Linked DNA regions of Homo sapiens: regions 2 and 3 are each linked to region 1. A link is a loop called in an ENCODE intact Hi-C map of the cell type or tissue named here. Cell type or tissue: IMR-90. All regions are shown on one strand. Each heading gives the region's core, and the rest is flanking DNA. Links, peaks and the distances in the headings are about the cores only. Region 1 overlaps TTC39C-AS1 (TTC39C antisense RNA 1). Region 2 overlaps LAMA3 (laminin subunit alpha 3). Region 3 overlaps LAMA3 (laminin subunit alpha 3).

Region 1 (9,273 bases), core at 2,672-5,171:
AGTTTAAAATTATCTGTGAATAATACTCTTAACCTTTAGCCCTTGGCTTTGGCCAAGATGCCTTCTCATGCATAATTCTTTGCAGAGAAAGCTACATCTCCTTCACTTATGGTGGTGAGCCAAGGGGTAAACAAATGCTTTAATCATTGTGATAGCCATAGTTCTAGCACTTGACTCATAAGAAGTACTTAGTGTGTGTGTAATAATACTTCATGCTTAGAAGTTATATGGGTCTAAAATTCAATAACGAACTATACAAATGTGATTTGTAATAAACTTAAAAGGTGACATCTATGAAGCATTGCACATCACAAGAGCATGTATTTCTTTCAAATACACAGAAGAAAATCGAGGAACAACTGAGCAAGGTCTACCCTGCAAGGGGTCCTGAGGATGGTGATCCAGCCAGTGAGTCAGAATCTGACTTACGCCCAGGAGCCAGCTACCTCAAAGTGCTGAGCACATCAAATTCAAAATGGCTGGTGAAAATGCTTGCCTCTGGTAGAAGAGCTGCAAGTAAATTGGACATCAGAAGGAAAACAATTTAACTCATGCAAACACAACTCAACTAAAAACAGAGATTAAAGAGAGCTGCTGTAACTCACACCAAATATTTAGCAGCTGCAATTTTCATTTTTTACTGCCAAGTTCAATTCACAAAAACAACAACAATATTTATTTAACATCTGTTATGTGGCAACAGTGTGGTAGTCATCTTTAAGGCTGTTAAGCATTTGAATAAATTATAGGAGGCAATGAATCTCCCTTCTAAGAAATCTTTCTCATTTGGATACAGAATGTGTCTATACAAAATGAAATATGCGTAGATCTTCCAAAACAAGATCTTCTTTGTGTAGCTCTTCCAAGACAAGATCTTATCTATGACTTTTTTTATATATTCAAGCTTTCATGGCCATGATACCTTACATAAAAAACTAATTGCAGCACAGTTCACAATAGCTAAGATTTGGAAGCAACCTAAGTGTCCATCAATAGATGACTGGACAAAGAAAATGTGGTACATATATACAATGGAGTACTATTCAGTCATAAGAAAGAATAAGATCCTGTCATTTGCAGCAACATGGATGGAACTGGAGATCATTGTGTTAAGTGAAATGAGCCAGGCACAGAAACACAAACTTCATATGTTCTCACTTATTTGTGGGAGCTAAAAATTAAAATAATTGAACTCATTGAGATAGTAAAAGGATGGTTACCAGAGGCTGGAAAGGGTAGTGGTGGAGTAGGTGGAAATGGGGATGGTTAATCGGTTCAAAAAAATAGGATGAATAAGACTTAGTATTGGCTAGCGCAACAGGGTGACTATAGCAAAAAATAATGTAATTGTACATTTTAAAGTAACTAAAATAATATAAATGGATTGTTTGTAACACAAAGGATAAATGCTTGAGGGGATGGATACCCCATTTACCCTGATGTGATTATTAGGCATTGCATGCCTATATCAAAATATGTCATGTAACCCATAAATATGTATACCTATTATATACCCACGAACATTAAAAATAATTTTTTAAAAAAAATTAATAGGATATTATGTCATTTCCCCCAGGTCTGGCTCAGTAATTCCCCATGAACAATGTAGAGGACGTATTGTCTAGTTAACTTGGTTAAATAAGGACTCAATGAATGGGGAAAAATGTATTTGGAAATTCTTTCCTAAAACTGAAATACCGTGGTCATCCATTCATTAAATAGTCACTGAATTCCTACCATGTCCTGGGAGTGTGCAGTGGTGAACAAGCCAGACATGTGGTCTTTGCTCACATGAAGCCTATGGGGAGACAGGAGATCCAAAAATAAATATACCATTACACGTTGTAATTAATTGAAAATATTTGTGTATACTAGGAGGCAGAGAAAGCCCAGTGTGCTGCCTTACTGTAATTTCCAGTCTCTCCAGAAATAAGAAAGGCACTGCTCCACTGCCTTTTAATTGCAGCTTTTCTATGTTTTTGCATTAGGAGTAATTATGTGCCCTTGACATTTTTGTGCTCAGAGTGCAGCAATCTGCCTAACAAGCATGGCTTGCTTCTCCCTGGACATAACTACTGAGTAATTGGCAGGCAGGCCGGACTGACCTGCGCCACACACAGAGCCAGAGCCCGCTGCCAATGCTTCAGGCCCAAGGGCTGTGCTCCTGGGTGCATAGCACAGAAAAGACTGCCAGGCTGTGTCAATCTTTTTAATCATGCTTACGCATATAGGTTAACCACAGTTATGTAAGCAGGTTCTGAGAAAAGGTGAGAAAGAGAATGGAGAGTTTTGCTACAACAGAGGCAGGATTCTGAATTTATTTCCAGCTGCCCATCTTGTCCCTCCTGGAGACCTAACCCCTCCAGCACCTACACACACAGCCTCTTTAGAAGCAACTATCCTGCCACTGGCTCAGAAAGGCTGAGTCCTAAGAATTCTAAAATCTTGCTCCTAAGAAATCTCAAGCTTCTTTTGTGGTAAGTGGCTTAATGAGACAGGGTAAGTGATAAACAAGAAGAATCATTGTATCATTTTATGTTTTTATCATGTTGTCATTGCACTGGCTAAGTTCATCTTTGATGGTAAAATACTAACGCAAATTGAAGCTGTGATAAAAGGGCTTTCAATATGAAATAGACAAGACATATAATGGAAAGAAATGCTTCCAGAATGGATTTCCATAAAAACGTGGCAAGACTTTCTCAGTGCCATTCTTTAAAATCTCTGCTATTTTTCAACAAATGCCAGATGTTAAAGCATTTGCATAGTATCCCTTGGAGGGTTGGGTGTAAAGACATGCATTAATATCAGGTTAATAGAAAATATCTACAATAACAAAATGTCCACACACAGATGCTCAATAAATGCCATAGCACTTGTTATGACTAATTATTATGAAGTACACGGACCCCTTTTCATATCAAATAATTTACTAGACCCTCACTTATAGATCTTGTACTCCTACTTGGTTGAGAATGTATCAAAATAACTAAAAATGTCACTGTGAATTTCATTAAATCTTGTATAAAGATCGAAATGTAGGCCTCCAGCTGTGAAATTTAGAATCTCATCTTTTACTAGCCTTGACCAGCTGTGAGTGAAATGCCAGATCAAAGTTTATTTTTCATAAATATTTAAGTAATGTCACAATTAGCAATGCTATTCTAGATAATTATTTAATTTCACTACATATTATAAACTGAAAATCTATGAAAAAAATTATATACTAATTTAATTGTCTTGGGAAATATAATAGAAATGGACCATAGTTTGACATTAGATGTTTTGGTATTAGGTTTGTGCAAAAATAATTGCTTTTAATGGCAAAACTGCAATTACTTTTGCACCACCCTAATGGTTCATATGACATCACCAACAATCATCCAGAAAGCTTCATATTAATCTTAAATGAATTGTTGCCATTAACAAAGCTTTCTTCTCTGAGATTCAGCTGGAGAAGTTCATTTTGGAAAACATTTAAAACTGTTATGCACATGAATCTCTGAAAAGATATGAAGCTCTGGCAAAAAAATAAATGAAGGCTAAAAACAGAGGGAAACAATTTCCCAGTGCAAAAGATTTTCTATTATTTTCATTATTATTCCTTAGATGTTTTGGCTGAAGATACAAAAAGAAAAACAAATAGATATGTTTTCCTCAAAAACCATCACTTTATTTTTGTGCCACGGTTTTTGTTTAAAATAAGATGACAGAGAAGAAAATTATAGAGATAAAATCAATTGTAGTAACCAAAAAAAAAAAAAAAAATCAGTTTTAGTAACCAAAGGAAATCAGTCTGTATTTCCAAAACCTTTGTGTGAGAGCCCATCAGTGTGGTTGGCAGATGTTTTACAAACACTTAGGGAATCTGTCATGAACTTTAAAGACCAAGAGAGCTTTTTCTGTTTGCCAGGAAATCTAGGAAAACAAAGGAAAATTAAACCCATTAGCCTAGTTTAACATCATGTGCTTCCCCCACTCGCCCCTCCCCTCATAGCCAGGGCTTACACAAACACACTGAATGGTACTTACGTTCCTTAGGTATTACCAGTTGGCCCCGTTTCAAGGCTTTAAAAAAGCCTCATCACTATGCACCCAACGTTAACACTCAAAGCCCCGCAGGGCTGTATCTTGGACGGCTGTTGCTACTGAGTGTGATTCTCAGCAGATGAAATGCTAGCAGCAGCAGCAGCAGCATCTATGAACTGCCTTATAATAAACTGCAACTTGGCTGCACTTAGTCATCACCAGGGCCACGCGCTGATGCGTGAACTCCACCCTCAGAGACTCTGATTTCATTGGTCTGGGAGTGGCCTGGACATCAGGATCTTTTCCTTTTTTTTAAAAAAAAATAATAATAATTATAATCCACAAGATTTTCCTAATGGTTACATCTCACACCATGAAATTGACTTTGGTAAAATGTGTGTATAGTTCTCTGTCACTTTATCACGTGTGTAGGTTTGTCTAATCAGCATTGCAATTATGATACAGAACTATTCCTTCATCACAAAGATATGCCTTTATGGTATCACTTACCTGCCTTCTCTCTACTATCCCTAACTCCTGACAAACACTAATCCCGATAATTTTGTCATTTCAAGACTGTTAAATAAATGGAATCGGCCAGGCGTGGTAGCTCATGTATGTAATTCTAGCACTTTGGGAGGCCGAGACGGGTGGATCACTTGAGGTCAGGAGTTTGAGACCAGCCTGGCTAGCATGTCGAAACCCCATCTCCACTAAAAATACCCCAAAATTAGCCAGGTGTGGTGGCGCGCGTCTGTAGTCCCAGCTACTCAGGGGGCTGAGGCACGAAAATCACGCGAATCCAGGAGGTGGAGGTTGCAGTGAGCCAAGACTGCACCACTGCACTTCAGCTTGGGCGACAGAGTGAGACTCTGTCTCTAAATGAATAAATAAATGGAATCATACAGTGTGTACCCTTTTGAGATTGGCTTTTTCACTCAGCATAATGCACCTGAGATCCATCTAGGTCGTATGAGTCAATAGTTCATTCCTTTTTATTGCTGGTATAGATGTACTACACCTTGGGGCTATTACAAATAAAGCTGCCATGAACATTTGTATAAAAGTTTTTGTGTGACCTGCCTGGGCAACCATAGCAAAACCCCATCTCTGCCGGAAAAAAAAAAAAGTTAGCCGGGCATGGTGGGATACACCTGTAGTCCCAGCTACTCAGGAGGCTGAGGTGGGAGGATCGCTTGAGCCCAGGAGGTCAAGGCTGCAGTGAGCCACAGTCACACCACTGCACTCAAGTCTGGGTGACAGAGCAAGACTCTGTCTCAAAAATTTATGAAAAGTTTTTGTGTGGGAACATAAGTTTTTATTTCTCTGGCATGAATGCCAGAAGTGCCGTTGTTGGATCGTATGTTAAGTATATGCTTAGTTTTCAAAGAAACTGCCAAACGTTTTTCCAGAGTGGCTGTACCATTTTACATCTCCACCAGCAAGGAGAGATCCAATTTCTCCACATTCTTGCCAACATTTGATATTGTCACTATGTTTTATTTTAGCCATTCTGTAGGTGTGTAGTGGAACTTCATTGGGGTTTAGTTTACATTTCCATCAAAATGAGTGATGTTGAACATCTTTTCATGTGTTTATTTGCCATCTGTATATCCTCTTCAGTAAAATGTCTCTTTATATCTTTTGCCCATTTTCTAATTGGATTTGGGCATGGGCCAGAGAGATGGAAGAGGGGCAGTGCATCGAAAACTTCCCTAAGTGTATCTACTATGCAGCCAAGTTTGGGAAGCACTGCGTCATTATAACTTCTTTATATAGGTACACTCTAAATGTAAGCCATTGCACTTGTGCTAATATTAAAATAAGGTCAGTGTGGGCACTGGCTAATTAAACATGCCTGCAGTCCAAGGGAAAAACACTGGAGATGCTTTCCATGACCTCAGGTTGTTTGCATATACTCATCATAAGGCTGGAGGAATGAGCCCTGCAGGGAATATTTCTGGAAATGTGGCCCAAATATCTTCTGCTTTAAAATCATGGCATGTGTATGTGCATGTGTGCACCTGTGCACATGTGTGAAAAATGGTGATTCCCCAGTCCCAAGCCCCATACCTACTAAATCAGGACTTTTGAGGATGAGGCCTAGAAATCTATATACATAGCCCAGCAGATTTCCACACACTCAAAAATTTGAGACCTATCTTGCTCAAGGAAGACTGGGGACCCAATCTCCACTTCAGGGCATAGGTGGATGCCTTCCTATTAAGAAATCAGTTGGCCGGGCACAGTGGCTCACGCCTGTAATCCCAGCACTTTGGGAGGCCAAGGTGGGTGGATCACAAGGTCAGAAGATCGAAACTATCCTGGCTAACATAGTGAAACCCCGTCTCTACTAAAAATACAAAAAACTAGCTGGATATGGTGGCACACACCTGTAGTCCCAGCTACTTGGGAGGCTGACACAGGAGAATCACTTGAATCCAGGAGGCAGAGGTTACAGTGAGCCGAGATCGCACCACTGCACTCCAGCCTGGATGACAGAGTGAGACTCCATCTCAAAAAGAAAAAAAAGAAATTGGTTTAGGCAGGGCACAGTGGCTCCTATCTGTAATCTCAGTGCTTTGGGAGGTCAAGGCAGGAAGATTGCCTGAGGCCAGGAGTTTGAGACCAGCCCAGGCAACACAGCAAGACCCTGTCTCTAAAAAGAAAAATAAAAAGGCCAGGTGCAGTGGCTCATGCCCGTAATCCCAGCACTTTGGGAGGCCAAGGCAGGTGGGTCACCTGAGGTCAGGAGTTCGAGACCAGCCTGGCCAACATGGCAAAATCCTGTCCCTACTAAAAATACGAAAATTAGCCGGGCGTGGTCGTGGGCGCCTGTAATCCCAGCTACTCAGGAGGCTGAGACAGGGAGAACTGCTTGAAGCCAGGAGGCGGAGATTGCAGTGAGCTGAGATTGCCCAACTGTACTCCAGCCTGGGCAATAGAGCAAGTCTCTGTCTCAAAAAAAAAAAAAAAAAAAAAAAAGAGAAAGAAAGAAAGAAAGAGGGAAGGAGGGAGGGAGGAAAGAAAAGAAAAGAAAGAGAGGGAGGGAGGAAGGAAGGAGAAAGAAAGAAAGAAAGAAAGAAAGAAAGAAAGAAAGAAAGAAAGAAAGAAAGAAAGAAAGAAAGAAAGAAACCAAAACAGGCATAGTGGCATGTGCCTGTAATTTCAGCTACTCAGGAGACTGAGGCAGGAAGATTGCTTGAGCCTAGGAGTTTAAGGTGTATGAGCTGTGATTGCGCCACTGCATTCCCACCTGGGTGACAGAGTGAGACCCCGTCTGAAAAAAGAAAAAAAAAAAAAGAAAAAGAAATTGGTTTAGAGAAGAGTTGCCTTGAGCCAATTTGGGGCATAGAAATGTGTGTTCTACTTCTGAAATGTGAGGAACAGAGAGGGGCAGGATAGTGTGTTTTTGTATACTGCCAAGCTGTTCTTGAGAAGCAATAATTTGTAGTGATCAATAAAGATAACTAACATGTATGAGCACTAATTAGTGCTAGGCTTTCCCCACACACTAGCTCCTCTTGTTCTTATAACAAGTTAGAGGTTATTATATTCTCTACTTTGTAGATGAGGGAGCTGAGGTTCAGAGAGTCCTGGTCATTTGCCCAATATCATAGGACTAGCAGATGTCAGGCTGTTTTTCCTTCTGGAGTCTCCCTTATTGTTGTCCTTAGTTGTCCCAAACTCTGGTTTTTATTATTAAATATTTTTAGAAGACCTACTGGAACCTAATTTTAAACAGAAACTAGGCCAGGTGCAGTGGCTCACGCCTGTAATCACAGTGCTTTCAGAGGCCGAGGCATTTGGATCACTTGAGGCCATCCTGGCCAACATGGTGAGACCCCCATCTCTCTAAAAATATGAAAATTAGCCGAGTGTGATGGTGCACGCCTGTAATCCCAGCTACTTGGGAGGTTGAGATAGGAGAATTGCTTGAACCCAGGAGGTGGAGGTTGCAGTGAGCTGAGATTGCACCACTGCACTCCAGCCCGGGTGACAGAGCAAGACTCTGTCTCAAAAATATATAATAATAATAATACAAATTAGAAAAATTATTTTTTAAAAAGAAACTATAAGAATTTATAAAGGTATTTACACATCCCTGAATAGCCTAACTGATCATCAATTTGTGGGCTGAAATAAATGCTGCACAGAAGTGGTATATCTAATTATTTCTCTGGTGTAGTACTGCAGTCTGAACTGTAAGCATGAAGCTGGTGGAGCTCTCTGGAGCACTCAAGTGGTAAACTACTAAACAGTGGTAAAAATTCCTTTTATCCTGCTGCTCGGGAACCTGTCATTATGGGGAGAGTAAGCCACACCCTTTAAATATACACATGTGGCCCTGGTATCCATTTACACAGCTGCCAGGTGAAAGCCCTTTTGTTTTCCAGCTTCTGTCCTGAATCATCTTGGATGACTGCCTCAGGTCTCTGTGTGGCTCTGACATAATTGATATTTTCGTAACATACCCAGCTTCATTGTTCACAGTTCTGGTCTGTGCCAGTTTATGTGTTTGAGCCTCAGGTAAGTTGAGCGCTGTGGACATATGGGTGTGATGAAATGGTTTCCTCTCTTCCCTTTCCACCTTCGAAACCTAAGCCTTCCTGCAAGGCTCCTAGCCTTCCGGGTTTCCATAGAAATCAGAGCCTGAGGCCAAGTTTAAGGTATAAGGCTCTATCCCAGAGCTGGAAGGGTGAGGGGAAGGGAGTCAATGTGGGGTGATATGAACCAAACTGGCCAGGGTGCCACAGAAACCACACCTGTCACAGCCACGCAGGACTCTCTGGATGGGCCATATGGAGCCACCACACTTCGAAATCGTCACAGGGGAGGAAGAGAGAGGAGCTTATCTCCTGACTCTCTGGTCAAAGCGGGTCCTCTGTGGATTCAACTCTCCCCCATTTTGGGCTATTTACCTTTTAAACAGTGGCAAAGCAGCCATCTTCTAGGTCCCTAGCCAGGGGGCAAGAAGCTTCATCTGAGTCTGCAAGTGCTGGGAACAGCCGGTGCCCTGTGCTAGGGCCCGGGCTGCAAATGCCTACGGCTCCCATAAGGTGGGCATTGTAGCAGCCATGCCTAAGCCCAGCTCTCAGCCCTCACCCTGTGGGGAAGCAGCATCTGCAGATAGTGGCAGAGAGAAGGTGAGACTGGGAAGCTGGAGCTCCCCACTGAGCAAGCAGCCAGGGCCCAGCAGGCAGATGGGGCTGAGCAAATGTGGGGAGGCCCAAAACTTAGGTC
Region 2 (2,500 bases), core at 1-2,500, 67 kb before region 1:
GTGTAAAGGAATTAGCAGAGGTCAGCACATGGTCAGTGCTCAATAAATGTTAGATAAGAAAACCTGCCCTTCCTGCACATGTATCCTAGAACTTAAAATAAAATAAAATAATATAAAAGAGAAAATACCTCCCTCAAAAGCTTATTGTAAGTTGGATTCATAGAGCTTCGTGCAAAATAGGTGGTCTGTATCTGTTAACTGCCTTTCTCTCCTACTATTTTCCTTTTCTGCAACCTTCTTTCTTTGACCAATAATCTATGGAGAGAGGGACATCTGGAATGTCGTTGTCCAAGAGATATGTTGAAACCCAAAGAAGAATTGACCTAAAACCATGTATAAATAGGCAAGCTCCAGGAATGGAAATGAACCCTCCTCCTCTTCTGAGGCAAAAGGCCATCTTTATAAAATAATTAGGCTTATACTGTAATGCCAGTGAGGATTTGTTTCTTTCTTTTCCTTTTAATGAAATTTAATTTTAGGTCTATTACAGGTAGCTCAACTGTTTCTAATGAATTGGATTAAAATGAATGCAGACACCTTTCCATTTAGAAAAGTAAGCTGCATTAGGGATTTAGAATGAAATCAGCTTTGGGTTTTCTTAGTACATCATTTGTTTAAGAAACACAAATATTTGCCTGGACTTCAGTTAGTTCATGTGTGTGAATGCTTTATGTGCATTCAGCTCCAGACAGATCCAGAAGTCAAATCGAAGGGGAAATGCCCTGGGGCCATGTAGAAAGAGCTGCTTTAGAAATTGCTCTCATTATATAAGAGCAGTAATATGGGAGTAGTTACTAACTTGACGATCTCACATTGAGTCCTTACTCTGTACAAAACACTGTTTGAGTGTGTTACACATATTAACTTTCTTAGACTATGACAGCCCTATGAAACAGATTCACATATTCCCATTGTCTAAATGAGGAAACAGGCACGGAGAAAAGTTGCCTGTTCAATCAGAAGGGACAGAACTTGAACCCAGGCAATTTGGCTGGTCCAGAGCAGCACAATTTTGCCTCTCAGAAACACCTGCTGAGCATTCACGTCCAGGTGCCATGCACTGCTGCAAGCTCTTGCTGTACGTTAACTTGTTTTTTTGGTTTTGTTTTTGTTTTTTGAGGCAGAGTCTCGCTTTGTTGCCAGGCTGGAGTACAGTGGCACGATCTCAGCTCACTGCAACCTCCGCCTCCCGGGTTCAGATGATTCTCCAACCTCAGCTCCCGGGTAGCTGGGACTACAGGTGCCTGCCACCACGTCCAGCTAATTTTTGTATTTTTAGTAGAGTTAAGTTTTCACAATGTTGACCAGCCTGATCTCGAACACCTGACCTCAAGTGATCCACCTGACTTGGCCTCCCAAAGTGCTGGGATTACAGGCATGAGCCACCCCACCCGGCCCGTTAATTTTTTAAATCCTGGCAATAACCCTTTGCCCACAGGTAGGAGGTGGTAGATACAGCAGCATATGAACCCAGACAATGTGTTCCATTGTTTCAGCTTGGCATTGGTTAAATCAAGCTACGTTTTTCATAATTGAATAGAACCAAAAAGTAACACTTTGTTTCTTCTGACTTTACAGTGGCTAACTTAACAGTGAACAGAAAAAAAAGAGCAAAAGGTTTTCTAGAGCACTCCTGGTTCCTACAAATGATTTATTACTTTATTAATATATATGTATATCATATATCATCTATTAACTTATTAATACATGTCCTATCCACCTGCAATGCCGTGACTCCAGCGGGGAGGGACGGGCAGTTCTAGATATTGTGCATGTTCTCTGTCTCTTTACCTTTTGCGGCCACTGGCCATTCTTCTGTTAACATTGTTGTCTGCATTTTTAAAGCTGGGAATGTAAACTTACACAGAAAGGAAGTCAGTTCTCCCAGCATCATAAAATAAGTAGCATTATGGGAATCCCATGGGAAAGGATAAACATAAAACACCTACTCATTTATGGGTGAAAAGTACTAAAGAGCACAGCGTTTCAGCTCTGATTTCACGTGAGCCTGACATGATCCATCTCTTCCTTTTATCTGTGTTCGTAATCAGATTTAACATTTCTACGCCTGCTTTCCGAGGCTGCATGAAAAATTTGAAGAAAACCAGTGGTGTCGTTAGATTGAATGATACTGTGGGAGTAACCAAAAAGTGCTCGGAAGACTGGAAGGTAAGTGAAAGTTCAGAACCTCGTGAAGGAGTGCTTCCCAGCCAACCCACCTTCCGTATCCATTAACGCAGCAACTTTTGACTTCTTTCTGATAGCACACAGTGTTACAGTGAACTGGCTCATATACACTCCCCATGTGCTTGCAAGATGCTGAACCTTTTCAGGTTTGCACATTAACTTTGTAGGAAAGTAGGAAGACCAACTATATACACAAAAACTTACAGATGATTGCTGACTTATTATGCAGAAAAGTAAGCTCTCTTTCTTTCTGAGGTTACATAAATCACATTAATCAGTTTGAGTAAAGTGAGATAGGGTAAGGTACTGTATT
Region 3 (2,500 bases), core at 1-2,500, 50 kb before region 1:
ACATTTTAGGTTAGCGTATTTTACCCTAACTTTTTAAAACATGGACTTTTTATAAAAGATTCAGACATGTTTCTTCTTGCCATGTGCTGGGACTTACACCACTAGCTAAGTTTGCCACAAAAGTTCCATGTTATTCCCCAATGTAGTAAGGAAATTATACAACAAAACCATTAACAGCTGGAATAGAATAGCTTTTTAAAGTTTCCAGAGAAACGGGTCATTTAATCAGTACCTACGTTAGCTTATCCATTTGAAAAATGGGGGTTGGGTGTTTGCTCCCCACCCTCTGTCTCAGTGCTGAGATTCGAAGGAACGCTGAACACCTCTATTTCCCTTCATCGCCGATGTTCCCAACAGGTCACAGTTTGCTGTGGACATGCAGACAACATCCTCCAGAGGACTGGTGTTTCACACGGGCACTAAGAACTCCTTTATGGCTCTTTATCTTTCAAAAGGACGTCTGGTCTTTGCACTGGGGACAGATGGGAAAAAATTGAGGATCAAAAGCAAGGAGAAATGCAATGATGGGAAATGGCACACGGTAAGAGCTGGGGCTGTGTCAGTATCTCCAGTTGGTGTGGAATTCACTGTTGGAGTCGCTGAAAATAGGAGTCCCAGCATCCTTCCCAGACATGAGGGCGTGGAGTGGGAGAGCTTGTGTGCTTGCAGGCGCTGCGTTCCCAGCATCTCAGTACTGGAGGCCGCGGCACACACATTGCATGGCTGTCATCCTAGACAGTAAAGTCAAGATGGGCTTTACTGATGCTTCTTCCATCCCCTCCAGCCCTCCCCCAGGCTGCCTCATGCCCCTTGCCTACTCTAACTCCTTCATCCTGGACCATTTCTTCCCCTTATGGCCAATTTCCAGGCCTCCAGGCCCCTCTCTGGACCTGGAATGACCCTAGCATCTTGGCTCTTGCTTAAAGCCATTCCAGATTTCAAGAAATACCATTTAAGGCAATAAGGGACCTATTTATTTCTCTAATGAGGCAACTGGACTTCAGAAAATGTAAGTGACTTGACAAGTTGCATTCCCTTAGTCATTCAGCTGCCTTCCTGGAACACATAAGCAAACAATCCTCAATGTAATGTCAGAGATTGGTAAGTGCTTTGAGAAAACACTAGAGCAAGGTAAGAAAATGACAGAGCAGGGAGACTATTTTAAATAAGGCAGTAGAGAAAGCCCTGGTACAGCAGGTGGTAGTCACATGAAGTTATGGGGAGGGGGTTCCAGGAAGAGGGAAGAGCAAATAACAAGGACCTGGAGGTGGGAATTAGCTGAATGAACAAAACACAAAGCAATAAGAAATGGAATTAGAGAGGAAGACAGAGCCCAGATCATTTAAGCTTTGAAGGCCAAGCTCCGACTTTGGACTTTATTTGAAAGTGTCTGTAAAGCTTTTAAAGAGTCTTAAAACTCTTGGCCAGGCGCGGTGGCTCATGCCTGTAATCCCAGCACTTTGGGAGGCCAAGGCGGGCTGATCACAAGGTCAGGAGTTCGAGACCAGCCCGACCAACATGGTGAAACCCCATCTTTACTAAAAATACAAACATTAGCTGGGCATGGTGGCATGCACCTGTAATCCCAGCTACTCAGGAGGCTGAGGCAGGAGAATCGCTTGAACTCAGGAGGTGGAGGTTGCAGTGAGCCGAGATCACACCACTGCACTCCAGCCTGGGCGACAGAGCAAGACTCTGTCAAAAAAATAAAAATAAAAAAAATAAAACTCTTACATGTACAGATTCATATATTATTTAATTCTTTAGCTGAAGAGACTGCCAGGGGGCAAGAGTAGCAGCAGGGGGCCCACATGGCTGCTATTGCCTTTGCTTGCGGAGGCTGTGGGGAGGTCGGGAGAAGTGACCGCCAGGACGCATGCTGAAGGTAGAACCACGCGGCCTTGCTGATGGATCACATATAGAGGGTGAGAGGAAGAGAGGGTCCAGATCACATCCTGTGATTTGGGGCCAGCAATTGAGTCATTAGTGGGCATTTACTGAGATGAAGATGGAGAAGAGGCAGATGTGGCCAGGAGGAGAGCAGTTCAGAGCTGGGGGAGAATGAGGATTTCTGTCGTGAACATCTCAGGGTTGAGTGGCCTGTCAGACCTTCAAGCCCAGGTGTCAGCAGGCAGTAGAGGCCAAAGGTCACAGCTTGGCATATAAATGGAAGTGTCCGTAGTGAATAGTCTCACCACACCTATGAGATGGCAGAATCCACACCAGACCCCAGGGATCAGAAATTTTAGCAAAGAGTTTAAACACTCCTCTTGTTTGAAGAGAAGTGCCCTCGTTCTACCTGCTCCAAGAGGCCAGCCCAGGGTGCCACGACTCCAACACACCCCCGTCCCCAGCACTGTATAAACTGTCCCTGCCCCTTTGTTACATGGAGGGGGTTGCCTGTGGCTGTGCCTTGAACTGTTTCTCTTTTGTGTAAGTTTCCAGATGAATTCTATAATCTCTTTTGATTAGTTCACTTCTAAGCAACCTTTTTTTTTCA

What was found. Peaks named below come from ENCODE experiments on the same cell type or tissue, not always from the same donor. Only the 100,000 strongest peaks of a DNase experiment are listed, where the experiment ranks them.
Region 2: it touches region 1 in a loop (2.1-fold over the local background); 5 of 110 quality-filtered maps call a loop at or near these places.
Region 3: a loop joins it to region 1, with 5 times the contacts of the local background. A loop is called at or near these places in 9 of 110 quality-filtered maps.

Annotation. Positions count from the first base shown.
Region 1 is chr18:23,990,562-23,999,834 of GRCh38, forward strand. It overlaps TTC39C-AS1 (TTC39C antisense RNA 1), which reads right to left. Exons shown (of 6, transcript NR_110796.1): 6 at 3,652-3,918. It also overlaps a transcript of TTC39C not described here. Among named protein-coding and RNA genes, the nearest start is that of LINC02958, 13 kb to the left of the region's middle. RefSeq lists a silencer at 3,944-4,003. In IMR-90, for the core only: no CTCF peak of the experiment used is centred there; a DNase peak (open chromatin) is centred at 4,110; H3K4me3 peaks cover 193 bases; H3K27ac peaks cover 823 bases.
Region 2 is chr18:23,926,072-23,928,571 of GRCh38, forward strand. It overlaps LAMA3 (laminin subunit alpha 3), which reads left to right. Exons shown (of 75, transcript NM_198129.4): 63 at 2,052-2,169. Among named protein-coding and RNA genes, the nearest start is that of LINC02958, 55 kb to the right of the region's middle. In IMR-90, for the core only: no CTCF peak of the experiment used is centred there; no DNase peak of the experiment used is centred there.
Region 3 is chr18:23,943,431-23,945,930 of GRCh38, forward strand. It overlaps LAMA3 (laminin subunit alpha 3), which reads left to right. Exons shown (of 75, transcript NM_198129.4): 69 at 358-541. Among named protein-coding and RNA genes, the nearest start is that of LINC02958, 38 kb to the right of the region's middle. In IMR-90, for the core only: no CTCF peak of the experiment used is centred there; a DNase peak (open chromatin) is centred at 1,041; H3K27ac peaks cover 1,884 bases.